Linked DNA regions of Mus musculus: all the other regions are linked to region 3. A link is a loop called in an ENCODE intact Hi-C map of the cell type or tissue named here. Cell type or tissue: heart. All regions are shown on one strand. Region 1 holds the start of Cct6b (chaperonin containing Tcp1, subunit 6b (zeta)). Region 2 holds the start of Lig3 (ligase III, DNA, ATP-dependent). Region 3 holds the start of Pex12 (peroxisomal biogenesis factor 12).

Region 1 (8,000 bases), 540 kb after region 3:
TAAAGTGCTTAGAATCCTGACTGGCCTAGGCTTAGAACAGTATGTCTTAGCTATTATAGTAAATTGGAAGATGCTGTATATAAAACACTCATCCTCCAAAGCAAGGAAAACTTTAAAATATCAATAACTAGAATAAGGTAACTGGCATTGCCTTACTAGCAACTTACCTATCTTCCTGCCATTGAAAGAACCTGTAAACACAAGCCTGATTTACCACAAAAATAAAATTTCCAACTCAATGGGGTAATATTTCCTTCATTTGAAAACTGGCTTGGTGGTGGGAGAATACTTGCCTAGCATTCCCATAGCTCTGATCTGTTTAGCAGCACTCGGGGGCAGGGAGTACAGTAAACTACAGAGCATGTTCAAGGAAAACAAAGCCTGAAAAATATATAGATAGGTTTTACACTTAAGGCAGCTGAATCTCCAACCTGGGCAAATACTAGAATAACCTGGGAATAGTCAAGAATATTGTCATCTGGATCCCATTTAATTTATGGAATCTTTTATGGTCAAAACCTCTTTAAGATGGGGCTCAGGCACTAAAGCTTCATAGGCGATTTGACATTCCATGAACAATCAAAAGTTTCACAGGTGATACTGATGTACAACTTAGCAATCATTGATCTTGTCAAAAGAAACACTGTGCTGGAGTCTGGACATCTGTATGCTTTTGAAAAAAGAATACCCATCCACTGCTTTATGAAGAATATGTGTTTATGAGTGGCCTTCTAAAAACAACCTTCCCAAAGCGCCAACCCTTGGAGTTTAAGGCTTGAAAATATATATACATCGAGGTCATATAAACATGTGTCTTTTTTATCTGACTAATATAAGGATCAAAACAGAGTGACTTATATAAATATATACTTAGCTATGTGCAATATTTACAACTTAGATTTTACAACTGAAAAACCACATTGAACCTGTAAAGATGAAAAAGTTGGCAATTTGTGGTTATAATTTCAAAAATGTCAAAAACGGTTTTACCTCAAACATTTTATAATAAATAGCACCGCACACAGTACCATCCCCAAAGTATTACTCCTCACTGGCTTACTTTATCCCAACAATTAGGGGTATCCAAGGTCAGAGGAACCCAAGAACTTGGACACAGCACTTTTTAAGGGACAGCGGGGACTGATGGAAAGCTTGGGTCTTCAAAACCTTACAGCAAAGCCCCCTTTACCCTCCAGTCCTGAGACAGCAAATCCTGTAATTCTCCTTCGTCGTCACTGTCCACATTCTCCTCTTCCTTTTTCTGAAGTTCTTTTATGGTCAAAACCTCTTTAAGTTTGTTTTTTATTTCATCCTGGCGATTCCGCAGCTTTTCCACTCGGCGGTAACATTCTATCTGCTCATCAATCTCTCCAATCTGCCGGTCCAACCGTCCCTCCTCATCCTCTTCAGCAACGATCGCTTCAGAGATAGTGTTGACTTGCCTCATAGCCTTTTGAAACTCGTCCCACTCTTTGTCCATCTGATCCTTTGGGGCATCCACCTTCCGGACCTTTGCATCTACCTCAGGGTCGTCGAAGAACCCTTCTGGTAATGCTTCGGCGGTGTTCTCTCTTCTTTCCACCACTTTTTCATGTATTTCTGCTTTCTCAATGGACCCTGAATGAGGAACTAAGGGGGCCTTGGGAGGATTTGTATTAAACGGATCGTTTGGCAGCACATTGCTTGTTGTCTCCCTCGGAGAGGCAAGCGAGTGTTCTTTGCCCTGTGCATCCGGAAGATGCTTGCTGCTGTCCCTTCTTTCTTCTCCACCTCCCTCTTCTTCCTCCTCTTCCTCATCGTCATAATCAGGCAGTAAACCGAGTCCAGGTTTACTGGGGGCCGCCCTAGCGGCATCCAAGTTGGCGGACGAGGCTGAGGTGGAGGGCTGTACCTGAGGTCCCGCGGAGGCCTTGGCTTTCTTGGCGTCTTGGCTCTCCACATCCGTCGCTCTCCTCTTGGTGGCCTGAGGTACAGTGCCGGTCGACGGGCCCTGGGTTGCTCCTTTGGCGCCTTTCAGCTCCGCTACTCTCTCCCGGTGCTGCTTTCCCAGAACATGGGTCTGCCACAGGAGCTCGCTCTTGACCGGGGTGTTACACAGTGCGCAGCTCAGCTGCCCCAGACGGTTGTACTTGGCGAATGGAGATTCGATCCTCTTCCGGTTGGTGCTCAGGCGCTGCTTCTCCCTCATCAAGCGCCTCAGTTCTTCCTGATTCACCACTCGCTTCCCAGCCGGAGTCCGAGTAGAGGTGGAGGACGCCATGTTTGCGCCCAGGACTCAGGCGAGTCTAGCTTCCGAGGCGTGATAGCGTCACTTCCTGTTATGGCGCCGATTGGCCCACACTCAGGAGTGTGGGCGTGGCGCCAGGGTTCGGAGTCGGCAAGTTTGGGGCTGGACTGTTGAACCATGGCTGCGATCAAAATCGCTAACCCTGGCGCTGAAGTGACCCGGAGCCAAGCGGCCTTGGCTGTGAACATCTGCGCCGCCCGTGGGCTGCAGGATGTGCTGCGTCCCACCTTGGGTCCTAAGGGCGCGCTAAAAATGTGAGATGCCGCTAGAGTGTGCGGGGTGTCGCGGCTCACTCTGATTCTGATGCTGATCAGTGAAAACCTGTGAGCAATGCTGCGACATTTAGACACCCGGTTTCCTCTCTCTCACTCCTGCTCTTAGGATTCTCTAGCCGAGGAAGAGAGCGCCTCCCCGAAGAAAAGACTCCGTCAATAGAAACTGTTAGCCTTGTGCGCGCGCTCAGCAGACGTTGGGCTGCAGCTCCGCCGCAGGCAGTATTGTTTTGACGTGGTGGAGTGGTACTGGCTTTGGAGCTAGGCAGGCATAGGTTCAAATTCAAGTTCCATTATCTTCCAGCAGTTGGGACTCTCCGCACCTACAGTTCTTCATGTTTAGTCATCCATTTGGACATATGTTTATTTAGCACCATTGTTTTACGAAGAAAGAAGAGTAGGGGAGATCAAAAGGTCTCTTGGGAAAGAGACACCCTGAGAGGAATGAGCAAAGTAGCGTTTATAGTAAACGAGTCCACTTAACACTAGATGCTGGAAAAACAGATGGGATAGTTTCTGTCCTTTCCTTTAAAAACCTGATTTATATTTACGTGTGCACATCTGTCTGAGTTTATGTGCATCAGGTGTGAGCAGATGCCCCCAGAGGTCAGAGGGTGACAGATCCCTAGAACTCGAGTTATAGGCAGTTGTAAGCCATTTGATATGGGTGCTGGAGACCAAGCTCAGATCCTCTTCAAAAACAATAAGTGCTTTTTAACTGCTGAGCCATCTCTCTAGCCTTTGAGATGGTATCCTTAAAGTGACATGGCAGTGACAGGTATGTCAATTATATAGAGATGCAAATGATTTTACAGAGGAAAGGGCCCAATTACCGATGATTGAAGGAAAATCCTCTCAGATATCAGGGGATGTTTGATCAGAGTTGTAGAAGAATGAGTGACAGGAATCAAGACCTCCTAGTGGTGTAAATCCACCAGAAATAAACATTATAATGCATTAAGGGAACAGAAAGACCTACTGTGGGAATAATGGTGGATGGAACAGGAGAGTTTGGAAAAGGCCAAGTATGTTACTGATAAATTACCTGGATTTTTATCTTGAAGATGGTAGAGAATGTAACATCTTTGAAGGATTGGTGATCAGGAAACTGAATCCCATTGCCTTTTAGAAAGATGTAGCATGGAGGGTTGATTCAAATTAGGAGACAAGATGCTGTCTAAGCAGTCTAGGAAGGATAACAATTAAATTGGAGAGAGATGTCCAAAGGCATTTTAATTGTAGAATTGACTAAGCTTGGTGATTTAATAAATGCAAGGCACTAGACAACTAAATTCAGTGGCTGAATCATGACATTCACCAAGATAAAAACCTACAGAAATTTGTAGATTTGTACTCTGTTTCATACTTTTAAAAAAATATTTATTTTTATCATGTATACAATGTTCTACTTGCATGTATGCCTGCATGCCAGAAGAGGGCACCAGATCTCATTATAGATGGTTGTGAGCCACCATGTGGTTGCTAGCAATTGAACTCAGGTCCTATGGAAGAGCAGCCAGTGCTCTTAACCTCTGAGCCATCTCTCCAGCCCTGTTTTATACTTTTCATTAGCCAACATGTATAACTCATCAGCTCGTGTTTAAACCATAAATGCTCTGTTTGGAATGAAATTACTGTAAGGTCATCCGGGAGAACTAATCCCATGAGACGCAAGTGGCAGTCACTACCACATGTCACCACGTGGCTCAGTGTAGCGTTTCCAAGCCCAGTCAACTGTTTTTAGGACCATAAATGGCAAGAACTCGGGAGGGTTTGTTGATTCTTGGCTTGTGTAGTTAAGCACCATTGTCCTTTTTACAGGCTTGTTTCTGGGGCAGGTGACATCAAACTCACCAAAGACGGCAATGTACTGCTTCATGAGATGGTGAGCCAATGCTCTTTGTCATTTTCTTTTCTCAGACAGGAGCTGCCTATGTAGCCCTGGCTGGCCGCAAATTCACAATTTCCTCTCCCCTTCTTGCCTGCCTCAGCTTCCTGAGTGTTGGATTCAGGTATTAGATGCAGTGCCGAGCTGCTGCTGGCTATGATAAATTGTATAAGCTTTAATTAAGAACATGGCACATGGGCTGGGAATGCAGCTCAGGGATAGAGCACTTCCCCAGCATGTGCAGGACTCTAGGTTCAACATTGGGGTGGGGAAGGTACACTCTGAAAGTTCGTTTGTTTGTTTGTTTATTGCAGGCCGGAGAGATGACTTAGTGATTAAGAGCTGTTTTCCCAGAGAACTTGGGATCAATTTCCAGAACCCATATGGGAGGCCACAACTCTGTACTCCAGTTCCTCACATAAGCATACATTCAGGCAAAACACCGATGCACATAAATTAAAGAAAAAAAATTTTTAGCTGGGCTTGATGGTATATGCCTTTAAACCCAGCACTCCAGAGGCAGAGACAGGCAGATCTCTGAGTTTAGGACTATCCTGTTCTACAGATCAACTTCCAGAACAGCCAGGGCTACACAGAGAAACCTTGTCTTGAAAAATATATATATATATATTTTTTTTTTGCAATGCTAGAGATTGAGTGATGCACCCTCATATACTGGGCAAGTGCTCTTTACCACTAAGCTACACCTTCAACCTTACCCCCCTCCCCCATCTATCTATTTATCTATCTATCTATCTATCTATCCATGTATATATATATATATTTATTTCATGTATGTGGGTATACTGTTGCTGTCTTCAGACACACCAGAAGAGGGCTTCAGATCTCATGGTTGTGAGCCACCATGTGATTGCTGGGAAATAAACTCAGGACCTCTGGAAGAGCAGTCAGTGCTCTTAGCCGCTGAGCCATCTCTCCAGCCCACAATTTATATTTTTAAGGATTTTATTGATTTTTAAATTTCATATGTATGAGGGTCTATCTTTATGAATGTATGCTACATGTATGCTGGTACCTGCAGAGGCCAGAAAAGGGTTTCAGGTTCCCTGGAGCTGGACTTTGAGCCACTTCTGGGTGCTGGGAACCAAACTCCACTTCCTGGAAGAACAGAACATACTCTTAATGGCTAAGCTGTCTCTCTAACCCAACTTTTTTTTTTTTTAATTAAAGGCCTTCCCCAAGACCACCTGACCACAATTTGTATTTTTAAGGCTGCCAGCTAAATACTGCAGTCTTGAGATATGGCTGTTGGATTAAACCTCAACAGAATGATTTTTGCAGTTTTCAAATGTTTATAGATTCTGATAGCTTAGGGAGACTTACAAATTAATAACATCTTTTCCAGAGCACTTCATTATAGTCTCTGTAATCATGCAAAAAGAAAAAGTCCTCTACGGTGTTCATAAATATATTCCTCTTAGAGATTGAAGGGCTTAATCTCTTCTTGGAAATGTCATTGCATTTTGAAGCAAAGACTTTCATACAATGTTCAAACCTCATTAATTCTCAACTTTAAAACTTTGGATTTGACATTTACTAAATGTTGATAATGCAGACCTTGTAAGTGCGCAGCATGACGTTTGCTTGTTAATTTTACTATTGTCCCTTGGGCTGCCTTGGATTCAGTGGCTTTCCGCATCATAGTTTCTGTCTTTAAATTTGCTGTTTACCTTTTCCAGCAAATTCAACACCCAACGGCTTCCATCATTGCAAAAGTGGCAGCAGCCCAAGACCATGTCACAGGGGATGGCACTACCTCAAATGTCCTGATCATTGGAGAGTTGCTAAAGCAAGCTGATCTTTACATTTCTGAGGTATTAAACATTCACACAAAGCAAGTTTTTTAAATTTAATTTTAGAGGATGAGAACTAATTTTAATTAAGATAACCTTAGGCAGTTGTAAATGGAAAGTGCTTTTTATTTTTTGCCAAAGTAATGGCTTTTATTGCAATTATATACTTTTAAAAATATAAAATATTTAATGATATATAGAAAGGTTAAAGAGAAAGCTCCCGTGTACCCATGAATCCTGCTTAGAAAAGAAAATGTAACTAATAAAAGTTGAAACAAAATGTTGTTCCTTTAAAAATAATGGGAAAGATGATTGGAGGGTTTTCACTTTGTGTCTTTTTTCTTTTCTTTTCTTAAGATTTATTTATTTTATGTATGTGAGTAGCTGTTGCTGTCCTGTCTTCAGACATACTAGAAGATGGCATCTGATCCCATTACAGATGGTTGTGAGCAACCATGTGGTTGCTGGGAATTGAATTCAGGACCTCTGAAAGAGCAGTCAGTGTTCTTAAACACTGAGCCATCTCTCCAGCCCCACTTTGTGGGTTTTTCTAGTCCCTGTTTCCTAAAGCACTTAGCCGAATCCTCTCTTCATCAGCCTGTGAAGCCATCATTCACATTTCTTTGTACTGTTGTTTAATTGTATTCTTCTCTCGACATTATCCGTCTTTTCTATAATTATTTGAGTTTTCTGTCTTCCTCAGAGACTATCTAAGAAACATAACCTTGTTGAAGTGGAGATTCTGGCTTCTTCGTGTTTGAGAATTATCTATTCAGTGTCTGTAACTTACCTCATTTAGATTTGGACTTAAATCATGGAAACAACTAAAATTCTCTTACCTATACAGAAATCAGTCATCATCTTACATAAGAAAATAGTGTATAGTCTGTGACTGGGGAATTTAAAAGTTCAACCAGCCATCAAGTACATAGGTCCTTTTGATCTCTTAACTCTTTTGCCCATAATAAGGCTTCATCCTAAAATGGATCTTGAAGGTAAGACCATCAGAGGAAGCCAGTGTGACTCAGCAGGTGTGGGTAAGATAAAGACATTCCTCCAGCTATAGCATTTTAATCCTCCCCTGGGCCAACCTTAGTCTTACACACATTTTAAACTGAATACCATTGTCAGGGGAATTGATTAGGCTAATTTAGATCCCACTGGTTGAGTTAGGGTTAGTGTTCCTCTGAAACACAGGTGAACGATGGACACCTCGCAAGGACTAGGGTTGGGGGAGGAAGGAAGGAGACTAGCAATGGTGAGATGTGTGTGTGTGTGTGTATAGTGTATATCTGAACCATGATAAAGTGAAGCACAGGGTACAATAGAAACGACAGGAAAGCATGGAGATGCTAAATTAGCCTGCAGTAGTCAGGGGCGTGGATACAAAGTCTTCAGATGGAATGTGAGGTGCATGGTGTTCCAGGCTGAAGCCCCACTTAGCACTGGTATAGACCCACAAGCACTTGTTGTAACTGGAGTTTAAGGGCATGTGTGTGATAGTGAAGAGGTCGTGGAAGACAGTGGAAGGCGTTCTCCGAGGGTGAGGAGCACTAGCAGGTCAGGAAGCACACACTTTATTGCTGTAGTGAACAGGCCGAAGAGCAGCACATCAATAATGACTGATAGGACCAGACTGGCATTTTAAATATCTGGGGACAATTTTAATGAGTCCACAATCAGAGGCTCTCCTAGTAGTCCAAATGAGTGATTATGAAGACTGACTGACATAGAGGAAA
Region 2 (8,000 bases), 520 kb after region 3:
GGAGGCCAAAGAGATATGACAATGAAATGTAATGCCCAGTCCGATCCTACACCTGAGCCCTGCAATGGAGGAAAATGTACTGCTCAATTATAGTCTTCAGTCAACTGACAGTAGACAGATAAGTTTACTGAGGCTGACAGGTAAACTATGATCTCGGAAGAAGAGATCCTATTTTTTAAGATACACACTAGGTACCTCCAGGGCCTGGTGATACAACTTTCTCTGAATGGCTCAATAAAAACCAAGCCTGGTATGGAAGAGGGAATGAGCACATAAACAGAGATGATAAAGCAAACTGACTTGTTATCAAGAAGGAAATCTGTGTAGAGAGCCTGACTGTTCCTATTCTTTTAACTATTCTGTGAATTTGAAATTATGTCCAAGAAGGATGCACAGAGAAAGAAATCTCTGAGACCTCAGTCTCCTGGCACCCGGTCCTCTCAGCACCAGCAAGCTGAGAGAGCAGGCTCTCCCCTCACCTGCAATATGCTGGCTTATCTGTTCCTTTTCGTTATCTTCCAGCTCTTCCCAGCCTTCCAGCTCTGTGAGGTCTTCAATTTTCTTTGTGGTGGCCCGAGCCCGTTCCAGTTTCTCAAACATGCACTTAATGTGGTACCACTCTTTCATATCACCCCCAGACTCTGAGAAGGGGTTGGGCACCACTTTGCCAATGCGGCACACGCCCTTTACAATCTTCTCCTTGCATTTCTTGCATCCAGCTGTGCCCCGCTTGGCATAGTCCACACAGAACCGCTGCTCTGCCATCGCACAGGGGCCAGTACAGAGTCCCACATGCGACCCTGGCCAGAAAGTAAGGTGGGTGGCACGTGGTCTTAGATGACCTCTCTGGAGAGCTAGGACAGGCTTTCTTCTCTGGAGAAGGCAGCACCCACCGAGGAGATTTGTTTCCGACCACTGGCTGAACTGACTTATGGCAGCCCAGCGATTCTGTTCTGGGAACAGGCACAGTTCTTTTCTGCCAAGGGCACAAAGGTTTCTCGGGAAGAGGATCTTGAAAGCCAAAGTCATATAGCTGCATAAAAGGGTAGAAACAGACAGACAGACATGAAGAATCCAGGCTTCCAATTTCTCAATGGCTAGAATCTCATACAGAGCACGTGGTTAACCAAACACTTCCCAATGCATTAAATATTTACCACCCAGAGTTCTGATACAGGAAAAACCAGTTTCCAAAGGGGTGTGCAACACCAACACTGTAGAGACTGATTGTAAAGGTACTCATAGTGGATGGTGACCTTTAAATAGTACCAAGATACTGAAGCTTTGTCTTAAAAATCAAGAAAAATTACATTATGTTTATGAAGTTTCCCTGTGAAATATAACACATGAGACACTTTCAGAAAACAATGAAGCCACTATAACAGTTTTAGGATTTCAGAAGAGGGCCCCTTTGAGAAAAAAACTAATCAGAGTCTATAATCAGATGGACTGCCCAAGTTCAGAGCCTTACTTAGCCATTTAGCTGCTGTGTGAGCTCTGTTCAGTTACTTTCCCTCTCTGCTCCTATTTCATCTGTAAAATGCAGCTCACAGTAGTACCTCATTCAAAGAGTAGCTGTTTCTAAGTTGTTCCTTAGAAACAGAATACGCAATTCCCTTGCTTAATTCGGCGACCTGAATCAGGGGAGGTTGAAATAACTGGACTGTAAGAATCTAAGCAAGTGATGAACCAATTCAAGTGGAAAATGATTATTCCTATCCCTTCTTATATCTGTAATTATTTAAGTGGCTTTACAGTTTTAATTTTCAATTTACTGGAAACTATTTTTAGTCCCCACTCTGCTGAGAACTTTAATTGATATTGTGTCAGAGCAGCAAGAAGGCTGAGGTAGAGCGGAGCACAGCAGGTGTACTACTAAAGAAAGGGTTGGAGACCAAGCCTACCCATCTACAGCGGGGTGGGGAGGTGGGGGCAGATATCAGGCGACTTGGTTTTCTCCAACAAGGTGGACCCTAGCCAGACACCTTAGTTGGCCGATCCGATCCTCCCACCTCCAGCCCTAGAATTATAGGTATGAACCACCAAGCATGACTTCAGTTTATTTTCTATTATTTATTTTTCGGTTTTTTTGTTTGTTTGTTTTTAGATAGATTTTTCTATGTAGCTCTGGCTGTCCTGGAAGTCACTAGGAAGAGCAAGCTAGTGTTCTGAGTGCAGGGATTAAAGGCGTGTGCTACCACACCCGGCCCCAGTTTTATCTTAAAAAACAACAAAAAAACAACAACAATTACAACAGGACTAAGAGCTAGTTATGGTGGTTCTCGTCTGTAATCATATCAGAAGGCAAAGACAGAAGGATTGCTGTGCGTTCGAAGCTAGAAAGTCTGGTTTACTTAGTAAATTTCTGTCTAGCCAGGGTACGTCGTCAAGACCGTCTCAAAAGGAAAACAAGCAAGAAAACAAACCCCCCAAAGATTAGAACTACTTCATGGGGTGGTTAGGAAAACTACAAGGAGTACGAGGGCAAGCCGGACGTGGAGTTCTGAAGTTTGTATACCAAACTTGTGTATTTGACAATGTTCGACTTGGGGGAGGGGAGGTCCGTAACTGGCAGACTCAGGGGGTCACACAAGCCCTAACCGTTAAGAATCTGAGAGGCGAGTGAAGGCCGGCAAGGGCTGAGGAGGAGCTCAGGGCGAGTAGGAGTTCAACTTTCCGCAGAGTAGGGTGGGTAGGGTGTCGTATCGCCCATCCCGGGATACGACAAATAACTACCCGGGGAGACCGGCGCGAGGAGGCCGGGAGCCCGAAGAGCAAGCAGCACGCCGTTCTGCCCACAGGCTGTGCGGGCGAGCCGCGGCCGCGCAACAAGGCGGCGGAGAGGGACCGGCGGCGGCCCGGCCCCGACCCCCTGAGAATGCCCACTCTGGCATCCTGCCCTTCCCGGTGGCTGCCCAGGGTCCCGGGGGCCGCGGGCCTCCCGTGGGCTCCCGTGGGGGCGCCACGTCACGGAGGGTGTGCCCCCAGGCTGAGCGGCGGGCGGGGGAGGAGCCACGGCCACTCCAGCCACGCCGCGTTCGGCCCCGGCCCTCCCCACACGGCGCACCGCGGCCCGCCGCTCCGCGCCGCGCCGCCCCTCACCTGCCTTCTCGGCTGCCCTGGCTCTGACGCTCCGCACGAGCCACCGGACCAGGCGCCCACAAGGCCACGGGTCCCGCACGATGAATAGACCGCCTGTCTCTTTAAATACGGGTACTCCAGCCGGAGGCAGGGCGCAGGCGCAGTAACCGACTTGCGCCCTCGGACCCCGCCCCCTCCGGTCGCCACGTGGGTCGCTGTTCTATTCCTACCCGGAAATCTTGAACTGAGTGTTGGGTTGGAGTGGCGGCTTGGGGCGCAGCGTCCCTGAACTTCCTAGAGTTTCTCAGATTGTTAGATATTGAAGGTAGTGTTGAAAAATCATTGCAGTGATCCTAGGGATGGGAAGCTCGAGTCGTTCCACCTGTGTCTTCCGCACCGCAGGAGTTTTGCTGAATTAAAAGGCACTACTTTAATTAAAAAGGTAATTAGAAAATGTGAAGAACAGGGACTGTGGCCCCGTTTATGTCATTTAGCGAACTAGTGCTTCTAAACCTCAAATAGGCTCTGTGAGTTCAAGATGGCTAATTTTTCAAAAAATAAAAGTATTCAGGCCTTGTTCAGTCTGGGAAGGGCAAACAGTTGGGCTTTGTTAGGTAAATAAAGTGCAGATCGTGGAACTAAGTTCTATTTCTGAGGAAGAGTTTAGCTTTTTTTCCATAGGGAAAGAACGCTGTGAGGGGTCACTATAGTTGAAGCTGGTCAGGGGAGAGACTAAGACAAGCCGACTCACTAAAAGGCTGTTGTCCATATCAAAGTGGCCTTGAGATGGAGAGGAAGGTGTATGCTTGAATCTGTGTGAGGTGCTCAGTTATTTGTTCATAGAAATGAAGGGCTGATAGACGAGGTCTTTAACAGAACTGGAGAATGAGCCGAGGGAGGCTCTCTGGAGTTCAAGGTTGAGTGTCTGCTGTACTGAGGCCAGCTAGATCCTGGTGTTTGAAATGAGGTGAAGGCTCTTTGTTTTCTCTTAACTTGCAGCAGGATAAACCTGGGTTTGGAGTTCGGAAGGCCTTAGGCTCAAGGGCTCCAGTTGAGGAAGCGTGAACATTTTGACTGGAGTTGATCTTAACCCAATGGACTTTCCCTGTGCTGACCAACCCTTTCATCACAAGCAATATATTCGGTTGCTGAGCCCTGGAAATGTAAGCAGTCTGAAGTGAGAGATGCTGTAAATGAACACTGTACACTGACAAGTACCCAACACTTCCCCAAAGAGAGTAAAATACCTCATTAATAGTAATAGTGCATATATTCCAGTTATTTGCTGGCCAATTTTTTATGTGTTCGGTTAAAGAATATTTACTGTCACTCACCTGTTTGGTTTTACTGTCTTTGAACTAGGGCATCAGAAACGATGGGGCTGCGTGCTTAACTCCCATTGTTATGGCTCCAGCTCAGCACTCCACAGACAGAAAGCCTGTGGTGAGGAGCAGTGGGTATCTGCAAAGGCTTTCTCTTCTTAGACCGGGTTTCTCTGTGTAGCCCTGGCTGTCCCGGAACTCAAACTTTGTAGACCAGGCTGGCCTCAAACTCAGAAATCCACCTACCTGTGCCTCCCATGTGCTGGGATGAAAGGCATCTGACGCTGCCATGTTGCCTGCATCTACTTCTAAATGAATGAAATTCGAGAGCTAATGAAATGAATGGTTAATAAAAGAGTGTTGAACCCCTTAAAAGGAAGTTCATTATGTCTTTGTTAATGACGGAAGTGTACAAAAAGACTCAGGCCCTAAGTATTTGCTTTGCTTGATGAGAACTACATGGTATTCATAATCATCTCTGACTTAGGTGCCCCTGCTGTGAAACAGCGCTAGGTACCAAAGCTGCCAATTGCATATCTTTCCTTTCCTTTCCTTTCCTTTCCTTTCCTTTCCTTTTCTTTCTTTTTCTTTTTTTGACGGTAAGAGCACTGAACTTTCATTTAGCGTGAATCTAGATGCAGTGATATTTCTTTTCTTTTTTTCTTTTTATTTTAGGGAAGGACAATCTCACTGTGTAGCTGTAGGCTTATCTCCAATGCAGCAGCCCCCCCCCCCCCCAGTCTATAACAGTGGGAATTGAGCTGTATACCCCCATGCCAAGCTTGTATTTCTTAATAAAAGTGAGAACTGATCCATCAAGGAGAGGTCAAGTTTGGTGAAGAAAATAGGGCTTTGGAACAGCACAGTCAGACTGAATTTTGTTCTAGCCTGAGCTGTGTAAACCTTCATCTAGTTTCATGTCTGGGCTTCAGTTTCCCTAGTAAAATGGGGAAGTTTTGCACTTTATATTTAGCTCTGTGATCCACTGAATTGCTTTTTGTAAAGAATGTAAGGTCGGTTATCCATGTCCTACCTGCCCCTTTCTCTCTTTGCACGTGGATTCTGGGTTATTCAAGACCAATTCTTTTGTTTTGTTTTTGTTTTGTTTTTTTGAGACAGGGTTTCTCTGTGTAGCCTTGGCTGTCCTGGAACTCACTTTGTAGACCAGGCTGGCCTCGAACTCAGAAATCTGCCTGCCTCTGCCTCCCAAGTGCTGGGATTAAAGGCGTGCACCACCACACCCTACTTCAAGACCAATTTTTAAAGGATTGCTTGTGTCCCTTTTTTTGTATTTGCTCCTGTTAAAAATTAACCTTTTTAAGCATGGAGGTTCATGTCTTCCACTGAGAAGTAGAAGCAAGCAGATCTCTGAGTTAGAGGACAGTCTGGTTTTTATGTCCAGTTCCAGGCCAAGGAGGGCTTCATTGAAAGATCTTGTTTCAATATTTAATTTCAAGTTGATATATATAATAATGGGTTTATCATGGTGTAGATTACCCTGTTCTCCTCTGTTGCCAGCGACACTGCTCTTTGTGTGCCTACTCCATCTCCAGCTGGATTGCTCCTGCCTGTTAGTGTCTGTCTCTGCCTTCCTGGTGCAGGCTCTGCCTTCCTGGTGTGGGTGTTCCATCACCATTAATGCCCAGTACCATTGAGCTCTCTTCCTCCCCTCCTAATCCTGTTTCTAGGTTCTTGACCTACAAACACATCTACGAGAGTACATACAGAATTTTAAATCTAGGTTTCACATACAGGACAAAATACATACAGTGTCTGTCTTTTGGTTTTTGCTTCTTTTAGAGATATTTGACTGTGTGAAGATCTACTTCTGGGCTCCATATTTCTGTCAGTGATATACTTGTTCTTTTATTAATACCACCGTGTTGGTTAATATGGCTTTAGAGTGAGCCTTGGCATCAGCTAGTGTAGCTATGTTATTTTCCATTAGTGGTTATGTTGGCTCTAGCGGGTCTCTTGCTTTTTTATGTAAACACTGGAGTCATCTAAATCTGATAGCCACAAAATGACCTGCTGGGATTTTTGCTTGAGAGTGCACTAATTTGAGATGAAGTTGGGAAGAACTGACATTTTCATAGGTTTTCTTCCTTTATTATTTTGTGAGTAGATGTATGTGTATATTTATGTGTGTGTGTATGCTCCCCCGTGAATATATACATAGAGGCCAGAGTCCTCGTAAGTGATTTTTCTACCTTTTTGTTGGTGGGTTTTTTAGTTATTGTTTTGAGACAGTTTCTCTGTGTAGCCCTGGCTGGCCTCAAACTCAGAGAACTCCTCTCTGAAGTACCGCCTCCCAAGTACTGGGGTTGAAGACATGCACCATCATGCCCAGTGATTTTCTACTTTTTTTTTTTTTTTTTTTCGAGACAGGGTTTCTCTGTGTAGCCCTGGCTGTCCTGGAACTCACTCTGTAGACCAGGCTGGCCTCGAACTCAGAAATCCACCTGCCTCTGCCTCCCAAGTGCTGGGACTAAAGGCGTGCGCCACCACGCCTGGCTAATTTTCTACTTTAAAAAAAAAATAAAAGGATTTAAAATTTTCTTTGACAATTTCATACATGTAAGCCATGCATCTTGATCATATACACCCCCATCTCTCCCTTCCATCCTCCTAGGAACCCCCAACACATCCCTGCCTGCCTTTATGGCCTCGCTGATTTTGTTAATAACACATTAGTGCTGCCTATCGGAGTGCTGACTGATCTCGTTGACCTAACCTTGCTCGGTTCACCGTAGCACCAGTGACTTCCTGGGCAGTGGTCAGGCCGTGGCAAAGAACAGCATTTCACAGCACTCCTCATCCTCCTCCGGCTGTTCCCTTCCATTGCCTCTGTGGGAGGCGTGCGGGTGATTGATACAAACACCCTATTTAGGGCTGAACACTCAATAGACACTTATTCTCAGCACTCTGACCACCACAGAGAGAACTACTCTGCCCAAATTTAAGGACAGCACTATCTATGGGGATAAGCATTAATATTTAGAAGGTAGCTGGACAACATGTTATTTAGCAACAGTTGGTAGGTTCTTCTGGACAAACTGACCTTCTGAGCCTTGTACTTTGGCCAGTTTAATGCTACTGAATTCCTTCCTGTAAGCCCATCTCAAATCCAATCCAAAAGTAGTTGGTTGCCCCCATAACCTTCATGCCACGATTGTGCCAGTGGGCACGCATTGCCTGGAAGGTCAGTACTGTAATCATCTGGTTGGCTGCAGGGATACCATTGATGTCTTTTCTGACTCGGCATCCTACACAGCACCCTTCAGTACATGAAAGGCAGTCATCAAGGAGAAAGTAATCTTGGAGGCCATTTCCAGCTTGGATCCTCTGTCTTACAACCCAAGACCGTTTTATCGTTAGCATTAGGGCCTACCATCTAGTTCTGCTGGGAGACCAAGAACAGTAATAGCCTGTGTTGTTTCAGGAACTTCTGGAACCTTCCCAACCAATAATAACTCAGGAAGGTGCCCCTCACTAGGTTCTGAGATCTTAATAGATTAACATGTCTCCTAGAATAATATTCACCATGTAGGCTATCTGGGTTAAATTTTTTTTGTTTGTTTGTTTTTGAGACAAGAT
Region 3 (8,000 bases):
TACAGTGTGTTCTTTGTCTTTTAAACCACAAAGGTTGCAAAAAAAAAAAAAAAGTTTGGCCACTAAAATAAAAGAAAAAAAAATCTCCCTTCTAAAAGTAAAAAAATTCAGCGAAGCATCCATGACACATTCACACTGCTTCATAACTAAATTGCTTGAGTTTAATAAGAGCCTTCTCCTAAAAAGAGGGCTGCTCAAAAAGCTAATACATCCTGTGAATTCAAAGAATAAAGAAATAGCAGGAAATTCCAGGGTTTTGTTTTGTTTTTTTTTTTTCACTTCTAGTAGAATTTACAGCCTTGCCCAAACTAGACTGCTCCTGATAACCCCAGGGAATATAGGGAGGGGGGAAAAAAAAAAGAAAAACAAAATTCCATGCTAAGATTTATTTTCCCCTCTTACACAGAGGGTGGGGGTGGCCTCAATTATGCAGGTTTCTCCTTCCTTCCTCGAAGTACAGTTAGTCCCCATTCTCTTTATCCACTTCCCCAGGTCAAGAAATCTGTCCAATTTTCACTAGGTAAGGAGAGATGCCTCTTAACCCCAAATACGTGCGACAAGAGAGGTTTCAGTGACCAAACGGTCGCGGGAATCCCTTCTCCCTAGTCGTGGAGACACGTCGGAGCTTCTTTCTCAATGAACAGATGTCAAACGGGAGAGCTGGGTGGTTCTCCCTCGGCCTCCAGCGGCCACACCCCTGGCCTGAGCCTTCCCCAAGCCGGTCTTCGGAACCTTGCTTCGCTCCGAAGCCCCCAACTCCCGCTGCTACACCGGAGCGCAGCCCCAGGCCACCACGGTCACTACGATGGAGGCACTTTCTCCCAGCTTTTCCCTCACAACGGTCACACCCGAGGACTCCTTCCACCCTCAACCGTCACGCTCCTCGGCTCTCCTTTCCTCCTGAGCCTATGACCCGGCTTGGGGCTCCCCTCCCTCACAAGCACCGCGAGTCAGTCAGGGCACACCCCAAAGCCAGCCGCCTTGAACTCACCGGAGGCAAGGGCGGGGTGGCGGCGGCGGCGGCGGCAGTCGGAGAGCACAGCCGGGGTGGTGGTGTAATGGTTTCCTGCCCGTCACGATTCTCTCTAGATCTAAGCCACTGCGCAAAACCCAATTTGCCAGGGACAAAGATGGTGAGCCGGAAGCTTTGGCGTAAGAGAATCTCGCCGCCTGACGTCATCTGGGTGCGCGGGAGAACCAAACGGCCAGGTCGTGTCTGTCGCCTCAGCAACGGAAAGGTTTCCCTGTCTCAGGGATAGGGCAGTTGCCTATACACTCAGGAGACCCGCAGTTGCTTTCCCACCGGATATCTTCAATAAGTGGGTATTTTCGGGATTTATTCCCGTGAACAAGATTTTTGTGAAACCTGTGTGAGATATCCTATTTGCTCAAACACAAACCTCAGCTAATTTGCTTGTAAGGTTAAGAAGCCCATAGAGGTGATAGAAACCAGGACTACAGACGGACGGATGAACTAGGAGACGGCGACTCAAAGATGGCTAAGAAGCATTCAGATCTGAGTTTGAATCCCTACATTGAACAAGACTGGAGAAACTTATTAGCGCCCCCTTCCTGCCCCGCCCTTAGGCTTGAGTGGTATAAGGTACCTAAAACAGGTTGTGGATACAGGTTTCATTAGGAAACTATAAACTGGTACAGGCGTTTAGTTACCATGTCCAGCTTCAAAAGAAAAGAAAGACCAACGTCGGGCTGTGTAACTCAGACAAGCCTAAAACTAAGCCCTCTTGCTTCTTTCTGCCTCTAGAGCACTTTGAACTTCTCTATCTATATACCTAGACTCCAAGGCTTAGTGGTGCTTCTAACCAGGCACCCCTCACTCTACTATTGAACAATCTTTTTTTTTTCATTTTGTTTTTTAATGTGCATTGGTGTTTTGCCTGCATGTATGTATGTGAGAGAGTGTTCCCCTGGAACTGGAATTTCAGACAGCTGTGAGCTGCTATGCGGGAGCTGGTAACAAAATCCAGGTCCTTTGAAAGAGCAGCTAGTGATCTTAACCACTGAACCATCTCTCCAGCCGCCAGATTTGAAACTTAAAAAACTCATGGTAGGACTGGAGAGATGACTCAGTGTTTAAGAGCACTGGCTGCTCTTCCAGAGGTCTTGAGTTCAATTCCCAGGCAATCCCATGATGGGTCACAACCATCTGTAATGGGATCTGATGCCCTCTTCTGGTGTCTGAAGGCAGCTACAGTGTACTTGTGTACATTAAAAAAAAAAAATAAATCTTTATATATTAAAAACAAAAAACTCAAGGCAACTGGGTGTGGTGGCACAAGCCTTTAACCTCAGCAATCAAGAGGCAGAGGTAAGTTGATCTTTGTGAGTTCAAGGCCAGCCTGGTCTACAATGTGAATTCCTGGACAGCCCGGGCTACACAGAAAACTGTCTTTGAAAAACAAAACAGATGACTTAACCCAATTACATTTATTTACTGAGCATCTATTAAATAATTTCCTATGTAACTTACATTTAATATATACTTAAGATCTCCAAACCTGATGGTCAGGCTTAGCCTTTAATGCCTTCTAATAGAAAGGTTAATCATGTGCCTTCTATTAGACTACACATTTGAGACTGGGGTTTTTAATGCATTATTTGGTAACTAAAAACTGGCACATTACCAAATTGAAATAAAAACTGACACTATTTTTCTTTCCAGAACTGGGAAAGGATCCTAGGGCTTCACACACGTCCTACCACTGAGTTATATAACCAACCAGGACATACTATTTTTAACTTTTTCCTTTTCTCATGGAATACAGTTTCCTTTTTATAGAGTAGTCTTGTGGGTCCATTAATCAGGAAATCTTGACCCTCTGGCTAACCATGATTGATCAACTTTAAACCAAGATTGCTCAAATGGGTGTTTTCCCCCTTCCTCCCCCTTTCACCTCTTTCCCCCTTTCCTCACTGCCAGGTAGCCCACTGCCTCAGGCGCTGGGGTTACATATATATGCCAGCACCTTCTGTCAGAAGAATCTGACCGTGGACACAATGAGCACTTGACACTTGTTCACTGTAACAAGGTTACTTGGATGAAACGTTACTAATTCCTGCTAGAGAGAACGCTAAGGGAGTTATATAGTCCTGTTCTTTTTGAGCTATCTTGTTTTGTGAGCTACTCCATTTAAACGTTGCATCTGTACAAGTATGTGTCGGTACCTCAGGAGACCAGAGAGAGCACTGTATCCCTGGAGCTGGGCTTACAGTTAATTGTGAGCCTCTGAATGTGGGTGCTGAAAACTGAACTCAGGCCCTCTGCAAGAGCAACAAGTGCTCTCACCTGCCCATCATCTCTCCAGCCTTCCCACCTAGAGTTTAAGTTCCTTTTGTTTTAAAATAGCCTGCTTCTGTTCTTTGCAACTAAAAACCTTAATTGATGCAAATGTTTCATTTTCTACCTGTTTTAGCTATTTCTTAGCTGTGTGTTTTTGCTATTCACTTAAAAGCATAAACAGCTAGAGAGATGCTCAGTGGGCTGGAGAGATGGCTCAGTGGGCTGGAGAGGTGGCTCAGTGGGCTGGAGAGGTGGCTCAGTGGGCTGGAGAGATGGCTCAGTGGGCTGGAGAGGTGGCTCAGTGGGCTGGAGAGGTGGCTTGGTGGGCTGGAGAGATGGCTCAGTGGTTAACAGCACTGGTTGCTCTCGCAGAGGACCTGACTTTGGTTCCCAGCACACACATGGTCTGTAACTCCAGTTCCAGAGAATCAAACATACTTTTTTGACCTTTGCAGTTACCAGGCTGCATGTGGCACATACATATATGTGCCAGCAAATACTAGTACAACCTAAAAATCTTTTTAAAATTAAGACCCCATTGGTTAGCATGCGATATTTACCAGATGCTTTATGTAGTTCTCGGGTCCTTAAAACTCAAGGCTGAGCACGAAAGCCAACTTGAATGCTAGCCAAGGATATGTACATAAACCTTAAGACTCTTAAGCTGAAGCCGGGCGTTGGTGGCGCATGCCTTTAATCCCAGCACTCGGGAGGCAGAGGCAGGCGGATTTCTGAGTTCGAGATCAGCCTGGTCTACAGAGTGAGTTCCAGATCAGCCAAGGGCTACACAGAGAAACCCTGTCTCGAAAAAAAAAACCAAAAATCAAAAAAACTTTTAAGCTGAAACAAACATTATTTAAAACAAAAATCTTTAATACTTTTTAGAAATTCAACAATTGCACTTCTGACAGTGACTTTAGTGAAGTATGGATCATACTTTAGAACTATAAAAAAACTTCAAAATTTAAATTGAAACTAAAACCAATCCCTTTATAAGGTTCTCATTATACAAACCAATTGCCCACTTTTATACCCTAAGGTCCTCTAGAGCTGAATGCTACTATTCAGTTCGAGAATCATAACGATCCCTGCGCTGCTAATACTGCTAATACCTACTGAGCTGGAGGGCAGGAATCAATTTCATCTAGCAGAATGTGCCTAGAGCTATAACTTAATTTTACACATGGATGACAAGTTAAGCTGTCTGTAAGTAAGTAAAAAAGTAGCCGTCCTAAATTCTGGTAGGCAAGAATGAATCTTTTGTCATTTTAGTAAAACTTGCTGATAACTGACTAACACTCGGGAAGGTGGCCGACTTTGAGCTAAGCACCACCTGGCAGAAAGGACCTGGCTTGATCTCCCATGGCAACCGGCGTCAGGCAGGGACCCCAGCTCGGCACAGAGGCTCGAGTACCGCCCTCCAGGAAGCTTCGCTCAGAGCTAACCAGGAACAGAATGCACTCACTGCACTAACCCGTCGCCTCGTCGTCAGGGGGGCGGAAACGGAAGTCCCAGTTGGTCATAGAGTTCCCGAGTTCCGGCTCAGGGCTACATTCGATGCTAGAGCGCCTGTCTTCCGCCCGCCGTGTGGAGGTCCTCGGAGCTTCTGTTTCCGGGTACGGTTTCGGTCACAAAGCCGAGACCTCCTTTCGCAGGTGGCGTCACGGGTCCTCTGCTCCGTGCCCGAGGTCAGCAAGCAAGGACGGGCGCTTCTCAGGCAGCCGCCGGAGCCGGGCCTCGCAGCTCCCGGACTGCGGTTCGAGCGACACGTTTCTTGGCCCACTCCCCGCCTCCGAGTCACGCTCTGCCCTGTGAGGTGCAGCATTTGACAAGTCATTCCCCAGACCCCACGTGCCACGTCCCCAGCTCCGGAGTTAACAGTCCTTACTTTGAGACTCCCTCTCCTCCGCCTCCATATAAGCTCCCCCCACCCACCCCCGTTGATTTTTCACTCCTGTAAAATTCAATTTTTAGTTTCAGGTGCCATGCAGAAGGACTAAGACTCAGCACCCGTTTGATACAAAAACAAGTTCATGCTCACTAGAGTGTTCGTGGGAAAAGTGAATCCCAGTTCACACAAGACACAATGGCTGAGTATGGGGCTCACATCACAACTGCTTCAGTGGCGGACGACCAGCCATCCATCTTTGAGGTGGTAGCACAGGACAGTTTAATGACAGCAGTGAGACCCGCTCTTCAGCATGTGGTCAAGGTAAGGTATTACTTCTCTGAATCGTTTCAGGGACGACTGGATAAAACTCCAAACATTTTACTAGTAACCCTAAGTTTGCAATGATCGCCATGTGTCATTTGTATCCAGGACTTAATGGGCATCCATTCAAAGAGCTCTGTACTCCATTCCTATGACCTCAGGAACTCAGACTATACCCCAAAAGCCAATTACTTAAGCCAGGTGTATTGAATTTAAAAGGAAAAGGCTGATGTGAATACAAACTGAAGACTGTAATAAAATGTTTTTGCATCAGGTTCTTGCAGAATCAAATCCTGCGCACTATGGCTTCCTCTGGCGGTGGTTTGATGAAATCTTCACTCTGCTAGACTTCCTGCTCCAGCAGCATTATCTTTCTAGAACTAGTGCCTCATTTTCTGAACACTTTTATGGCTTAAAGCGGATTGTGGCAGGGAGCTCGCCGCATCTTCAGAGACCGGCCAGTGCTGGTCTTCCCAAGGAACACCTCTGGAAATCTGCCATGTTCCTTGTCCTTCTTCCCTATCTGAAAGTGAAGCTAGAGAAGCTGGCTTCTAGCTTGAGAGAAGAAGACGAATACTCTATTCACCCCCCTTCTTCTCGCTGGAAACGATTCTACAGAGCCTTTCTGGCGGCCTACCCTTTTGTTAACATGGCCTGGGAAGGCTGGTTTCTTACACAACAACTGCGTTACATCTTGGGGAAAGCTGAGCATCACTCTCCCCTGCTGAAACTGGCTGGAGTTCGGTTAGCTCGACTGACAGCTCAGGACATGCAAGCTATCAAACAGAGACTGGTTGAAGCCAGTGCAATGCAGGAGCCCGTCAGAAGGTAAGGCCATTCCTAAAACCCCTTTATTAACAAAATTTGAAAATTTGTACCAATCATCCGGTCTACCCTAGCTATTAAGTCACAGAAGTTATTCCTCACATCCATAAAGCATGGGCCACCATCCTGGTGACCTCTCTCATAATAGGCACACCTTTGTGCATGCTTGGTGTATGTAAGAGCCCCATGCGTGGTATTTGCTTTGTGTTATCTTATGCCTCATCACAACCTGAATTAAATGCAGTGGCTTCATTTAACAGTTGAGGGAACCACTAGCCAGAAGATGGCAGAGCAAAGATTCAAGGCAAAGCGATATAATTAATTCTAAAGACTTCTTACCAAGGATGCAACATTACCTTTGTGGAGTGTTAATTCTCTCACAAGTTCAACATGTATGCATCCCAGTGTTGATAAGTTACTTTTTAGGTAAACTGCTTCTTCTGGATGGATTATCTATCTTCCATTTAAAAATTCTCTAAAGTTAAGTATCTGATGCCTTTCTCAAATCAAAACCTAAGTTTCTGTTGTTAAAAACAGCTTGGGGGCCGGGCAGTGGTGGCACACACCTTTAATCCCAGCACTTGGGAGGCAGAGGCAGGCGGATTTCTGAGTTCCAGACCAGCCTGGTCTACAAAGTGAGTTCCAGGACGGCCAGGGCTACACACAGAAACCCTGTCTCGAAAAACAAAAACAAACAAACAAAGAAGTTTGGGGTACAGCAGGAGAAATGGCACCGTGGTTATGTAAATGGCATGTACTGCTCTTCCAGAGGAACAGAGATCAACCCCCAGAACCCATATGTGGCAGTTTACAACTGCCTATAACTTTAGGTCACCTGGCCCAAACGGCACCTGCATGCATTTGGTGTGTGTACAAACAAGCAGACACAAACATAAATCTTTTAAAAACCAGAACACCAGAGTTTAGATATACACTGGCTTACAACAGACCCTCCAGCACATCAAGTGTGGAACTGCACCTATAGACATTACTCTGTGACCACATACAAATAAACTCTTTTCTTTGCCTCTTGCTCTCCTTTCCCAACAGCGTTGGTGAGAAGATAAAGTCAGCTCTGAAGAAAGCTGTGGGAGGTGTTGCCTTATCCCTCTCGACTGGCCTCTCTGTGGGTGTATTCTTCCTGCAGTTTCTTGACTGGTGGTACTCTTCTGAGAACCAAGAAGCCATCAAATCACTGACTGCCCTGCCCACTCCACCACCACCTGTACACCTAGACTACAACTCTGATTCTCCCCTCTTACCCAAAATGAAAACAGTGTGCCCACTCTGTCGTAAAACTCGAGTGAATGATACGGTTCTTGCCACCTCTGGCTATGTATTCTGTTACCGCTGTGTGTTTAATTATGTGAGGAGTCACCAAGCCTGTCCCATTACAGGGTATCCAACAGAAGTCCAGCATCTAATTAAACTCTACTCTCCAGAGAACTGAAAGAGCTTAGTGCATTATCTCACCACTCAAGTTCTATACTCTAAGGCCATGAGACGGTTTTAGTATGGCAGACAACAGTGATACTTCCCTGATTCATAACTACATTAACTTTAAGTAGTTACATGGGTTTCTTTAAAAGGATATATCCATTCGATCCTAACCTTTTGGTTTGCTCTCTACCAAGCTGGTTAAGCAGGAGAATCAGGATTATC

Evidence for each region. Hi-C counts contacts between places; a loop is a spot of excess contacts. Peaks named below come from ENCODE experiments on the same cell type or tissue, not always from the same donor. Only the 100,000 strongest peaks of a DNase experiment are listed, where the experiment ranks them.
Region 1: a loop joins it to region 3, with 3 times the contacts of the local background. A loop is called at or near these places in 3 of 42 quality-filtered maps.
Region 2: a loop joins it to region 3, with 2.0 times the contacts of the local background. A loop is called at or near these places in 2 of 42 quality-filtered maps.

What each region holds. Positions count from the first base shown.
Region 1 is chr11:82,758,632-82,766,631 of GRCm38, reverse strand. It overlaps Cct6b (chaperonin containing Tcp1, subunit 6b (zeta)), which reads left to right and starts at 2,311. Exons shown (of 14, transcript NM_009839.3): 1 at 2,311-2,541; 2 at 4,381-4,444; 3 at 6,148-6,282. The coding sequence starts at 2,405. It overlaps Zfp830 (zinc finger protein 830), which reads right to left and starts at 2,287. Exons shown (of 1, transcript NM_025884.4): 1 at 1-2,287. The coding sequence starts at 2,260. The coding sequence ends at 1,169. In heart, a CTCF peak has its summit at 3,996 (motif pointing right); a DNase peak (open chromatin) is centred at 2,311; H3K4me3 peaks cover 2,525 bases; H3K27ac peaks cover 1,923 bases; H3K27me3 peaks cover 310 bases.
Region 2 is chr11:82,776,379-82,784,378 of GRCm38, reverse strand. Lig3 (ligase III, DNA, ATP-dependent) reads right to left here and starts at 3,270. Exons shown (of 20, transcript NM_010716.3): 1 at 3,103-3,270; 2 at 480-1,033. The coding sequence starts at 1,029. It overlaps Gm11423 (predicted gene 11423), which reads left to right and starts at 3,337. Exons shown (of 3, transcript NR_126067.1): 1 at 3,337-3,523; 2 at 4,081-4,244; 3 at 4,444-4,778. In heart, a CTCF peak has its summit at 3,313; DNase peaks (open chromatin) are centred at 2,968 and 3,248; H3K4me3 peaks cover 2,854 bases; H3K27ac peaks cover 2,295 bases.
Region 3 is chr11:83,295,829-83,303,828 of GRCm38, reverse strand. It overlaps Pex12 (peroxisomal biogenesis factor 12), which reads left to right and starts at 4,852. Exons shown (of 4, transcript NM_001364762.1): 1 at 4,852-5,117; 2 at 5,276-5,513; 3 at 5,788-6,341; 4 at 7,389-8,000. The coding sequence starts at 5,388. The coding sequence ends at 7,788. Ap2b1 (adaptor-related protein complex 2, beta 1 subunit) reads right to left here and starts at 1,132. Exons shown (of 22, transcript NM_001035854.2): 1 at 992-1,132. In heart, CTCF peaks have their summits at 2,192 (motif pointing left) and 4,861; DNase peaks (open chromatin) are centred at 1,128, 4,838 and 5,438; H3K4me3 peaks cover 4,220 bases; H3K27ac peaks cover 3,742 bases.